Linked DNA regions of Mus musculus: all the other regions are linked to region 3. The links are chromatin contacts, found by Hi-C in ENCODE. All regions are on one chromosome and are shown on one strand. The core of a region is the stretch at or near the end of the contact, and the rest is flanking DNA. Distances in the headings are between cores, read along the strand shown.

Region 1 (4,040 bases), core at 135-2,634, 3.3 Mb before region 3:
ATCCCTCAACGACATCTAAGTACCAAAGATCCATGAAACACAGCAAAAGTCAGATCGAATATCCCAATTCCATTGACAGTTAGTTACAAGGGAATTGAAGGCCTCCAAAGACCTTCACTGAAGAAATGGGCAGCTCAACCAGACAGAGAGAGAAGTACTAGCCCTACTCATAAACTTAAAGCATAAATACCCACCGCTCTCCAGAAAAATCACCAGGGCTATGGAGGCAGATTCACCAAAAATATCTAGTTTCCCAAAGGAAAACACAGAGCAAAGGAAATTCATAGAGCAGAGGAGAGGCAGAATCTAATTTAGAATACCAATTAAATAACCAATTTCATCTTTTTATAAACCAGGATTCTCGGTTTTGTTTAAAGGACCAGAAACTTAAGAGAGATAAGGCAAGACCACGTGAAATCATTTGTAAGGAAGGAGTAGGCAGCCCAGACTAGCCTCGAACCTCGAACTCAAGGTCCTCTTGCTTCAGTCTCCCAAACGTTGAGATTTAAAACCATGCAAAGTAGCAAAAAGTTTGAAACTATCAGATGCCTCAACTTTCCAATACGTGGCAAAAATCACTAACTTCATTTGGCCTTGACGTCCTTCCTCGTCTCTAAAACCTGAATGCTACCTATGGGCTGTTTATGGAATAGACAATGTCAGGCGCTTAGTGAACCAGAATGTACTGCCAAATGCAAAGAAATTGTTTTAAACCTGGCAGGAGCGACTTCCATTTTACTTCCCAAACGGAAACACCATTAGGTTAAATGTCTAGTTCCTCGAAAGGAAGCCAACAAAGCGGGCTCGGGTCTCAAAGAACCCTCCAAAAGCCCCCCAGGCCTTCTCGCGTCCCCTTAACCACCATCACCTGTTCAGGTGAGGGGGTGGGAGACTACCAAGGCGAACACCAACGTCAGGAGCTGCATACAATGACTCGCCCAAGGTCAAAAACATTACAGTGGAGACAAGCCAGGCTTGCCAGCGGCAGAGGATCTGTCTTCTCAGGTGCTGCCCCTTCCGGAGCCTCAGGGAGCGGCCAAGGGATGCGGGTCTGCAGAGAGCATCCGACCTCCTTCTGCAGGCCCACTCCTGACCACCGCGGGCGCGGCCAGCTCCTACGCCCACCCTCAGCTAGGGCCCCACCCCCGAGGCCAAGACCCCTGCGCGGGAGACCCCACAATAGGAAGTTTTCCCGGCTCGCACCCCACGCCAAGTCCACGGTCTCACGCACTATGGCGGCCCGGCCCAGGACCCCGGCGGCGACACCACCCAGGCGATGCCGCCGGACATTCAGCCTTTCCCCGACCAGCAAGCCCCTCCTTCGGCCCAGACAGCGAGCACAGACGACTGCAGACTTCCTCCGCGAGCTCCGCCTCTTCGCTGCCAAGACGCACCCTCCCACCGGAGACGACGGACAGGCCCGTGAACCAATCGAAGCACTCCGAACTGGAAGGGTCACGCGGACGGACAGACTCTGGAACCAATCCGTACGCGAAGCGGGAGGGGGCGTGGCTCAGTGTCTTGAGAGCCACGCCCCGTCTGTGCTTTCGCCACCGCGGAGGAGGCGAAGGAAACTTTCCCAGAGTTCCTTAGAGCTCCCTGGGTCCCCGCGGGGGCCCAGGAGACAGCAGCGGGCGGGGAGGGGGCTGGGGTCGGCTGCGGATTGGGTGAGGATCGGGCGGAGCACAAGGACACCGTTCCAGCTCTGAGAGGCCCCAGAAACCCTTGCTGTTGTGAGCCTGGTCAGCCGAAGGATGCGGCTGTCAGTCCGGCAGACATCCTCAGGCCAGGGGTGGGCCAGCTAGGTTCCAGGGTGGTGGGCAGCGTGCTCTCGACTGCCTGTGCAGCTACCACCGGAGCAGCCCAGCAAACATTCCCAGAAGCTGTCCGGTGGAGAGCAGACCACATCTGGGATGCGAGGCCAGAAGTCCCGCGTGCAGGACTTCGCGGTACACTGGCACCCTCCATTCTGATAGGTCTTCCGTTCCCAGTTCACTCGGGTGCAAGGGACAGCTCCAGGATGTCAGGTGCACACAGCCTTACCCCAAGCCCTGGGAGCCCGAGGCCCCACCCTGACGAGTACGCGTGTGTGATGCGCGGTAACCAGAATGACCTACGAGTGTGCATGTTGTCGCCTGAGGGGACACCATTCTACATTTGGAGACTGTGACTTCCAAACCAGGGCAAGAAGCATTAAAGACGCTAGCGGAGAGAATCTGGCTGGGGGCGGGCAGGGGGCGGTGCCGAGAGTCGGGGAAAAGGGTCACGTGGAGGAAGCGGAAGCGGAAGCGCCAGCCTTCTCTCACCTCCCAACCTATCATAGCACAGATCTGCTCTAAGACTGAACCTGGGTCTTCCTCCTACTTTTGTCCATCCTGGTCCAGGGCGATGGCTCTGCCTGGGGATCCGCGGCGCCTCTGCAGGCTGGTGCAAGAGGGCCGACTGCGTGACCTTCAGGAGGAACTGGCGGTAGCTAGAGGTTGCCGGGGGCCAGCCGGAGACACCCTTCTCCACTGTGCAGCACGCCACGGACGCCAGGATATCCTAGCGTACCTAGTGGAGGCTTGGAGTATGGACATCGAGGCTACCAACCGAGACTACAAGCGGCCTCTGCACGAAGCTGCCTCTATGGGCCACCGGGACTGCGTGCGCTACCTCCTGGGCCGAGGTGCAGTCGTGGACTCCTTGAAGAAGGCGGACTGGTAGGTGCCCAACCCACGGTCCAGAAAAGCTATATCGACACTCCCTGAAGAATCGCAGATTTTCATGTATTTTTCAGTGTGTTCGTTAGATTTATAACTTTTCTCAGCTTCTAATCTTCTCCCCGACCTCCCTTTCGTGTGGGTTTGGTTCTTTAGTTAGGGCAATCGTTTCCCGTCGAAAGAGTATGGAAATGTAATCAAGTGGAGTGAAACGGTTGAATTGTACTACTCGTGTGCCCAAGATGCGTTTTTCTGGAGACATCTTGCTAAAATTCCTGTTCACGATTACATAGTTTAATTTGCATGGCCACAGTGGATAAGTAGAGTTGATGAAATTCAGTTCGCCATGCACCGAATATTGAGTTCTTAGGCAGTTTTGTCACCTCTAGCCTTACAGAGCCACCAGCAGGGATGTTGGTGATACTCTCCCACCACTGAAAACAATTTCATTTCTTCCTAGATTGGCATCTTTTTTAGTTTCATGTCTAATTCCTAAGACCCTGTGAACTTCTTTAGGCTCATAACTTAATGAAATGCCCGCCTTCAAGTTATTTCAAGCTCTGTCAAAACATAGGGGCTGGAAAATATATCAGTTTCCCCTTGTTATTTCTCCACGGTCCTCAAAGAAGTCAGAGGCTGACAGTCTAAGGTGTTTTCCTGCCACGCCCCCCACCAGACTCCTCTAGGTTTTCCATCTGTACCAAAGACATAGGTAATGTGAAGGTTTGGCTTCTTCCAAGTGCCTCAGCTCCCTTCCATCTTGGTTGACCTTAGGACTCCTCTGATGATGGCGTGCACAAGGAAGAACCTTGATGTGATCCAGGACCTTGTAGAACACGGTGCCAATCCACTCCTGAAGAACAAGGATGGCTGGAACAGTTTCCACATTGCCAGTAGAGAAGGCCACCCTGTGATCCTCCGGTACTTGCTCACTGTCTGCCCTGATGCTTGGAAAACAGAGAGCAACATTAGAAGAACCCCTTTACACACTGCAGGTACCCCCTGCAAGCTCTGGAGTCTGTAGTGGCTTTGTGCAAGCACTGTCTACACTTTGTAGTTCAAGTTCCCTGCAGGGGAATGGAGGATTTGGGAAAGCAGAAGACAAGGCATCAGAGCATCTGTGCTCTCTTGGCGAACTATAAGTTTCTGAAGTGGCAGAACCTTTGGCTGATACATCATTGTGTTAGTCCACTTTTCCTGTGTGTCTATCTTGCCTGCCATTCCTGGTTCGTTAGACGATAAGCTTGTCTGTTCCTTCTAATGTCTGTGACCCTGGGTGAAGAACTTGGTCTGTATTTGAGCAAATATCCTTTGTAGCTTTTCATGATGGTAATGATT
Region 2 (4,088 bases), core at 332-2,831, 3.6 Mb after region 3:
TCTTCGTTGATTGATGGATATGCTAACGAATTTCTTACCAATTAAATAAAATGAAGATCATTCCTGAAAATTTGAATGAAATTAAATGTTCCAAAGACATCTGTAGTCACTTTAGAGTAAATATTAGCGAAACTTTAAACAGAAAATGTGTGTGAATCATAACCTTCCTTAGAGAAGTTGAGAGATAATTTAGATATTCTCAGCCTGCAAAAATTCTGTTAGAAATTCCCTTTTAACTAGAACTTGAATACCTGATTGGAGGACCAGATCCAGCAGAAGAAGCGCTTCTTTTCCAAAGGGCTTTGCGAGCTGTTGAGCTCCCGTGGACTCCTTAGGTGTTCTTCCTTCCGACTGTGTTCTTGCAGCTGCTTCAGAGTTGCTGCTTCCTCACTTGTATGCCCAAGTTGTGACATGATTGTACATCTTTTAGGACTTGGTGGGGAAACTTAAGGATGCTTCAAAAAGCCTGGAAAGAGCAACTCAGTTGTAATTTGGGGAGGCTGATGACCCCAGGAGCCTAGAGGAAAACCAGACGCGCCTTGTCTCCTGCTGGACCATCGTTCGCGCGAGCTGGATGTCATTTTCAGTGGAAAAAGAGCTAGCACCCTTTTGAAGTGATGCCAACCATCAATTTTGACACTTTTTTTACACATGTGAAATGGTTAAGAGGGAGACTCTTAAGCATCTGGATTTTCAGTATTACTCTTGCGTTCCTTCTATCTTGAGCGTCTTCAAGCCCTATTAAAGTATCGTACCCTGAATAAATACGGTGGTATTCCCACAAGAAGGGCGGCATTCTGTTTGGAGTTTGTGTGTGACTTTGACGACTGAGTGTGCCAAGCACATCTGCCCTGCGTGGGCTCGGACGCCTGCCTTGCCCCAGGTTAAGTGTTTCGGGAAAGGTGTGCGGCCGGGCCGTGCTCGCTGCCCGGCCCGCCCGTTACCTGCGCCCGGCCCGCCCGACCCCGCGAGCGGAGCCAGCCCGGCCGCTGCCCGCGCGCGCCTCTTCCCGGCCGCCAGCGGGCGGGGCGGCCGCTGTTGTTTCCGCGGGCCCGATCCGGCGCAGGTTCGGCAGGGCCGAGCCGGGGCAGCGGCCGGGCGCCCCCGGCGGCGGGCCCCGCGGACGTGTGCGCCAGAAGCAGGAGACATGGTGGGGGGCGGGGCGGCGTGCGGGGCCGAGCGGGCCGCGCCGGGAGAGCGGCGTGTGGCGCTGTGGAGAAATGCCTCCGTCGCGGCCCCGGCGCGCTGCGCGGGGAGGGGAGGGGGCTGGGCGCGCGGCTCGCGGCGCGCTGCGAGGGGAGGGGGCGGCCACGGGCCCGACTACACCGACACTAATTCCCAGGCCGCCCTTAAGGAATGAGGGGAGCACGTGACCCGGCGGGGGGCGGGGGAGGGGGCGGGCGGACTCCGAGCCATTTTGGAGCCGGTGTCAGTTTCCACTCTGCCTTCAGCCGTGCATTTTTTTCCACCCTCCCCTCCCCCTCCTGGTCCTCCCTCCCCTCCCCCGCCACCCGGCCCGCAAGCACACTCGGCGCCCCCCGCCCGCCCGCCAGCCCGCCTCCCCCACGCGAGTCTGAAATCATAATCGTAGTATTAAAGGCAGAGATCGGGAGAGACAATGGGGAGGTTGGCGAGGGAGCCCCGCGCAGGCTTAGCAACACCTCCCGGCCCCGCAGAATAATACGGCTCGGCCCCTCTGCGCGCCCTCCCCCGAGCGCGGCCGGGAGGCGGCGGCTGCGCCGAGGAGGAGGAGAGGCCCCGAGGAGGCGGCGGCGGAGGCCGCGCGGAGGCGGAGGAGGCCGCGCGGGAGGAGGAGGCCGCAGCGCGCGAGCAGGAGGCCGGCGGGGGAGCGGCATGAGCGGAGCGCGGCGGCCGTGGCTGCTCTCGGCCGCGCTCGGTGCCCATTGACAGCGGCGGCGGCGGCTCGCTCCAAGATGGCCGCTTGGCTCGCATTCATTTTATGCTGAACGACTTTTAACTTTCATTGTCTTTTCCGCCCGCTCAGATCGCCTCGCGCCGGCCGCTCTTTCCGGGTACGTAGGAGGCGAGGCGCCGACGGGCCGTGGCCGGGGACTGGTGGGGGTCGGGGCGGCGTGGAGGGGGGGGGGCGGAGGCGCTGACAGCGTGGGCAACCGGCCCGCGCCCCGCGCCCGCGCCCGCGCGCCCGCCGCCTCCCGCGGCGCCGGACGCCCCGCAGCCCGCACCAGCGCCGCCTGACCGCGCTCCAGCCGCTCCGGCCGCCGCCCGCGCCCGGCCGCGCCGCGCCGCCCCACGTTTTAGTTCCCCGCTCCCCCGAGCGCCCCTCGGCACCCTCGCGCCGCACATGGTCCCCGAGAGCGGCACTTGTGTCTCCAGCCTGCGCGGCTCCCGCGGCCGCTGCGCCCTTTGTTGAGAGGTAGACTTTGCTGAAACGGGGACGGGATCCCGAGATCGGGCGCTGCCTGGGTCCAGTGGCTTCCCTCCTCTCCCGAAGAAAGGGCTCTGGAGGTCTTTGAACCTCCAGGGAACGCCCCCATTTTATAGGGATGGGTACTGTGGGGAACAGCGATCCCGACGAGGTGGGTGTTAGGCTGGGGGGAGCCCCGACAAAAATGTTATTAACTTAAGTTGGAGGGACACTTGTGTGAAATTGGATGGCTGGTAAGATGGCGGTTCCCAGTTGTTTCCAAGGTCTTGTGCATTTGTGTTGGAAAGGGTAAAGTTTTCAAGGTGGTATTTGTTGGGAGTCGAGGACAGGGGTTCCATACGTACTTGGGGCGAGCTCTCAAGGAGGTGGGCATTTAAAATTTGAGCTTTGTTTTGGAGTGAAGCCGGTGACTGTACGTTAGCCTTGCTGAGCGCCCTTTCTCTCTCCACTCTCACCCCTCCTTTTTTCTTCTTTTCTCTCGAAGACACTACAACTTTCCCCTTTGCTGTGGGATGAGCTGAGACTTAGGTCCATTGCATTTTATAGATTTTGCTAAATGTCAGAATAGGTCATGAAGTAAGGGGATGGATGCTTCGGAGAAGGAGCACTAACGCGTTGATTGCTTATGTTTACGTAGTCATTTGGACTTGACAGCGCTGGAGCATGATCGTTTCCCCAGAGCTTTACAGTTAATAATTGGAAATAAACAAGGAGAGAGACTTTGATCATTCCCAATTGCAATAAAAGGATTTAGTGGGCTTAGTGGTCACGGTTCAATATCTGAAAGAGAATTGAGCATTAACCCCTTCGCTTTAAAGTAGGCAAAATTCCGGGCATATTTACCCTAATGCAGATGTGTGGTGGCAGTTCAAGCTATTTTTATAGGAACTCCCCCAACCTTTAGGGAGACGTTGTAAAACGTAGTAAAGACTTGATACTAGAGATTGTAAATTGTTGACCACATGAGTAAAACCAAGTTCTGAGACTATGTACATTTGGGTCCTAAGTACACTAGGGAGATAAAGGAGATTTAATCAAGAGGTTGATTTTTCTGTAAAATTATTATTATATGATGTGTTTATAATCTACAGTAAATTGTATTTATTTCCATGTCTTCTATGAAAGGGAAATAATTTACAATAATCTATGAGGGCAAATTATACTCTTGTAATAATATCTTTAAAACTATGTAAAAGATTGTTTATGCATGTGTAGACACTCAAATATAATCACATACAAACTTTTGCAAGGCATGTAAGCATTTGGATATATTTGATGTCCAGTCTACCACTAAGCTCATGAGGGTATGTTAAGTGTTCAAGTAGGCAAAGTTCTCCCCATCAGTCAAGTCGCCCCCAAGTTTACCCACGCTTTCCTTTGAGCAGTGAGCCCCAAGTGGGATTATAGAGATCATTTGCATTTCTTAGGTTGCAGTGATCAAGCTGATTGTTTATCATCAGAGCTTGCTTCTGTTTTCCTTCATATTGACATTACTGTCCTTAGGCCTCCAACTAAAAACTGACAGCTCCAACTGACTAAGCTGTAGCTTGACTATTGAGTATTTTCAGTGTTTTATGCTTGTTGCATTTTTATGATTTATAGGGAGTTTCTATGGTGCAAGAGGTTGTTTCTTAAGTCTGACCAAGCATTCTAGAAAGTCTCCATGAGGTTGTCAGTACTG
Region 3 (4,116 bases), core at 30-2,529:
CTAACATCAGTACATGCATCAGCATTTATTAGTTTAGGCAATATTCAACTGTATTTGTGAGCATCTATCATTTGTTTCAGTCAGAGTAAGTTTCTTTTCCTTCAGGTTAGCAAAACTTTCAAATTTCTAAATTCTAACCTGAAAAGGGCGTTAGAGAATCTTAAGTCGGCTTTTTAATAATGAGGCCAAAAGTAGAAATGATAAGTTTGCGCAACCACAAACTCATTCAAATTTGTAGTCCAACGGATGATCATTAAAGCTATGTTTGAACAGGATCAGTACAACTTTTCCTCTGTAGGAGAGGCTGGAGCTATGGTTTAGTATCAAGAAGTTGTTGTGATCTTGTACCCGAGTTTTCAAGTCTTCACTGTCCTTTGAAGTGTAGCACTAGCAGGGCATCTTTTTTTTGTTTGTTTTGTTTTTCGAGACAGGGTTTCTCTGTGTAGCCCTGGCTGTCCTGGAACTCACTCTGTAGAACAGGCTGGCCTTGAATTCAAGAAATCCGCGTGCTTCTGCCTCCCGAGTGCTGGGATTAAAGGTGTGCGCCACCACGCCCGGCCACTAGCAGGGCATCTTAAGCTATACTCATTTGTTTTATTTGGAATAGGTCATGGGACAGTTTACCTTGTTACAAGGTCAGGCTGGCAGGCTTCTTCTCTGGTTATGTGGGGCCCGCCAGGTGGCCTCAAGGACTAGTCTGGCCTATGAAGTTTCCAGTTTCAACTGGTAAGGATTTTGAGATTAACTACCACACCTAACGCTTGGCCAAACTGATGGCACTTTGATTTTAGAAACTTAACTGGACCCTGGCTACAGGCATTCCAGCACGCACGTCCCTATCAATTCCATTCAGAATTAAGAATCACGCTAGAATCCCAACACTGGGACAGGAACGGAAACCCACTCCTCCGCTTCAGTCAGAGGACCGCGCCAGCTGAGGTTCCTCAGGCGGTCAGCAGCGAGGGACGCGGTGGCCAGGCCTCGGGGATGACCGCTGCTCTGGACCTCAGTCCGCGTTTCTTCAGAGTGGCAGGAGAGGGAGCGCGCGCCGAGGAAATCCCCAGATCGGCCACACCCCGCCTCCGCAGACGCCAAGCCCGCCCACCATCCGCACACCGGAAGTGTACAGGGAGGACCCGCCACGTCCCAGGCGCCCGCTGACGTCAGCGCGCCGACGTCACGTGCCGACCTTCCGGCGATGGGTGGTCCCGGGCGTAGGTGGGGAGGCGGGGCGGGGGCGGGGCTCGTGGCCAGCCCAGGCTGTGCAGGGTAGGTGGGCGCAGACCGAGCGACTACGGGTCGGGGCTGGGCTCAGCGCGCTGCGAACAAAGGAGTCTGCGGCGGTTCCCGGCTCCGCGGAGGACCAAAGCTTCGCTGGACTCTTGAGGCTCCGCGGCTCCGGATCGGCTTCCCCTCGGTTCCACCGCGGGCGCCGCGGCACCTGCCGCCGAGTGCTGCCCAGGAAGTCTGTCCCGTCCGGGGCTCATGATGGGGCTGATCTTCGCTAAACTGTGGAGCCTTTTTTGTAACCAAGGTGAGGCCGGCGGGAGGGTGGACGCGGCGCTGGCAAGTCCAGATTGAGATCTGGATAGGGTTCGGGGTAGAACTCGGATCTGGGGACCCGGAGCCCGGGCAGGGGACGCACCCGATGGCCAGGAATCCCACGCGTGTGCAGCTTTTAGCCAACCAAGGTGAAAACATATTCCTGCAATCTGTTTGCGGGCCTTTCCGGTCTCAGCGAACCATCTTTTAGGTCTGATTAGCCCCAAGAAAGTGTCTCCCCGAGAACCCAAAACTTTCCGTTTGTTTAACACGAAACAGGAGTTTTGCACTGTTTACCTTCCTCTTGTCTATGCCAATGCACCTTCACGTTGTCTGACTTGGCTCTGATTTCTGTTCGTCAAGACTTAGAATGAGTGAGTATTCAGGTGCACGGGTTTCTGAAATTTTTACACATACACACAGCTTCCCCTCCTCCCCGTAGGCGTGAAAAAAAAAATCTAAATGCTCTCGGTTATGTGTAAGATGTTACGTGGCCGTAATTATTCTAGAACAGGTCATGAATTACCTAGAAGTTGTAAAACCTGTTCCGAGGCAGAATAAGCAATGCTGTCTTGAGAAGAGTCACTACTAGACAGAAAGGGGTCCAATGATAAAGTCTTCGTCTTTCTTGTAACAGAATGGTTTCTGAGTATTAAGACCAAATTTTGTTCCCATTTGTTTCATTTTGTAGGGCATGATTTATAAACTACTTTTGTTTTTATGAAGGTACCAAGTCTTTGCCATTATTAAGGTCCTTTGTTTTGTGGATTTAAACCGTGAAATCATTTTGAATGGCATTAATTCACTTGTTCTGAACGCTGATTTTTAAAAAGCCCCTTTCAAGCTTATGAATACATGCAAGCACACTGGCACATGTGTGTGTATGCAAGTACCACAGATAAATACTCCCTTTTAAGTGACTTTGGAGTGTCCAAACTGAAGCTCCCGGCGATGTTTCTCAGTAATGTCATGCACTATTTTTCAGCAACTTAACATTTTCTAATGATTGTAAAAGTACTATGTCAAGAACAATTTCAACATATAATTAAATATATATTGATTACACAATTAAATTTGTGTAAATAAAAATGAATTACGCAATATTACCTTTTATCAACCCCCCCCCCCCCACACACACACCTTAGCAATAAAAATGATCAGAGTGTTGGTTCTCCCTTTATAGTAGGTTATTGCTGCTATCCCTGTTCATTAGAGGATTCCGTATTCAGACTGGAATGGGGCTGGGGAGATGAAAAGGGCAGTCATTGAAGATGATGGAAGCCTTCATGTGCCCTGTGCCTGCCTTTACATAATTGTTTGGTTTTTCTAGAGCCATCTTAGAATTTCTTTATCTTTCCTGCTGAAATGTAGAGACAGGTGCTTGTATCACTGTGTTCTCTGTGCTCATGATTAATTTCTTCTAGTGGGAAAACCAGTCCTTCAGATTAGACCCAGTTAGCTACAGAGATCCAGAACAGAATCTGTGCTCATAGAACACTCAAGAGTTAGTGTAGGAAATTGTTTGCCGAAATGTGCAGACATTTGTAAGTGTGGACTGATGGTGCCAGGGAGTGATCCTTCTCAGGTGGTTTGCAGAAGCCTTTCAGGGTAAGGTGTACACAGACTCAATGAGGAATAGGAGTTTGGGTTGAATGTAGACAGAGTAGAATCCGGCATATTGGTGTAGGCAGATGAACTGCTGCTTGAAAAGAGGTACGTTGGATACACTTAAAGAAATTGAACATGGTTTAATTACTGTTTGTTTGATGAGATTGCAGAAGTAACCAGGAAATTAGATCACCAAGGGTCTTTCTTACATGCTGACCAAGGCAGTAAGCAGTAGGGACCCATGAAGGGTTTGGTCATTAGGTATTTTCCTGATGGGGAATAATGAGATCGGACTCATACAATAGTCTGGAATTTTTGTTTTCTGTAGCAACAAATTAAGTACCAGTGTTGGCATCTTTCTCACCATTGCTCATTTCAGTTATTCAATGGTGCCCAGGTAGAGTTAGCATTGGAATAATATGTCCAAGTCTTCACTCTACCTGTTAAGTGAGAGTGAGGTGGTCTGGAAGCCAGTGGGGTGATGGTTGTCAGAGAACTGACAGCAACCTACAGGCTCTTTCCCTTATCTGTCATTCAGTATGTCCTCACTCTTGCCTCAGTTTTTTAAAGAGCTCTAAGCATCCTTTTATGTGTGATATCTTCCTGGGGATAAGTTACAAAGCTCTGCATTGTCTAATGGAACTTTGTAGTCTTTCATTTTGTAATAGAAGGCTGATAAATTATCACAGGTGGAGCTAACCTATGGTTGTCCGTGTGTTCTTTTTTTTGTTTTTGTTCTTGTTGTTTTTTTTTGTTTTTGTTTTCTCGAAACAGGGTTTCTCTGTGTAGCCCTGGCTGTCCTGGAACTCACTCTGTAGACCAGGCTGGCCTCGAAGTCAGAAATCCACCTGCCTCTGCCTCCTGAGTGCTGGGACTAAAGTCATGCGCCACCAATGCCCGGCACCATGTGTTCTTATAGAATACTTGCTTGCCTATATGGGGACTGCGTGTTTTGGCTCTCCTCTT

What was found. A loop is a pair of places that touch in the nucleus more often than their neighbours do.
Region 1: a map of left cerebral cortex shows a loop between it and region 3 (14-fold over the local background). The contact joins the promoter of Fbh1 here to the promoter of Arl5b in region 3. A Hi-C loop is called at or near these places in 3 of 37 maps with a recorded cell type or tissue (heart and left cerebral cortex).
Region 2: a map of gastrocnemius shows a loop between it and region 3 (6-fold over the local background). The contact joins the promoter of Bmi1 here to the promoter of Arl5b in region 3. A Hi-C loop is called at or near these places in 4 of 37 maps with a recorded cell type or tissue (adrenal gland, gastrocnemius, heart and 1 more).

The regions. Positions count from the first base shown.
Region 1 is chr2:11,776,201-11,780,240 of GRCm38, forward strand. It overlaps Fbh1 (F-box DNA helicase 1), which reads right to left and starts at 1,385. Exons shown (of 21, transcript NM_015792.2): 1 at 1,232-1,385. The coding sequence starts at 1,232. It overlaps Ankrd16 (ankyrin repeat domain 16), which reads left to right and starts at 1,553. Exons shown (of 7, transcript NM_177268.4): 1 at 1,553-2,702; 2 at 3,477-3,697. The coding sequence starts at 2,389.
Region 2 is chr2:18,675,437-18,679,524 of GRCm38, forward strand. It overlaps Bmi1 (Bmi1 polycomb ring finger oncogene), which reads left to right and starts at 1,582. Exons shown (of 10, transcript NM_007552.4): 1 at 1,582-2,033. Commd3 (COMM domain containing 3) reads left to right here. Exons shown (of 8, transcript NM_147778.4): 8 at 431-795. The coding sequence ends at 490.
Region 3 is chr2:15,054,041-15,058,156 of GRCm38, forward strand. It overlaps Arl5b (ADP-ribosylation factor-like 5B), which reads left to right and starts at 1,280. Exons shown (of 6, transcript NM_029466.5): 1 at 1,280-1,534. The coding sequence starts at 1,489. It also overlaps a transcript of Nsun6 not described here.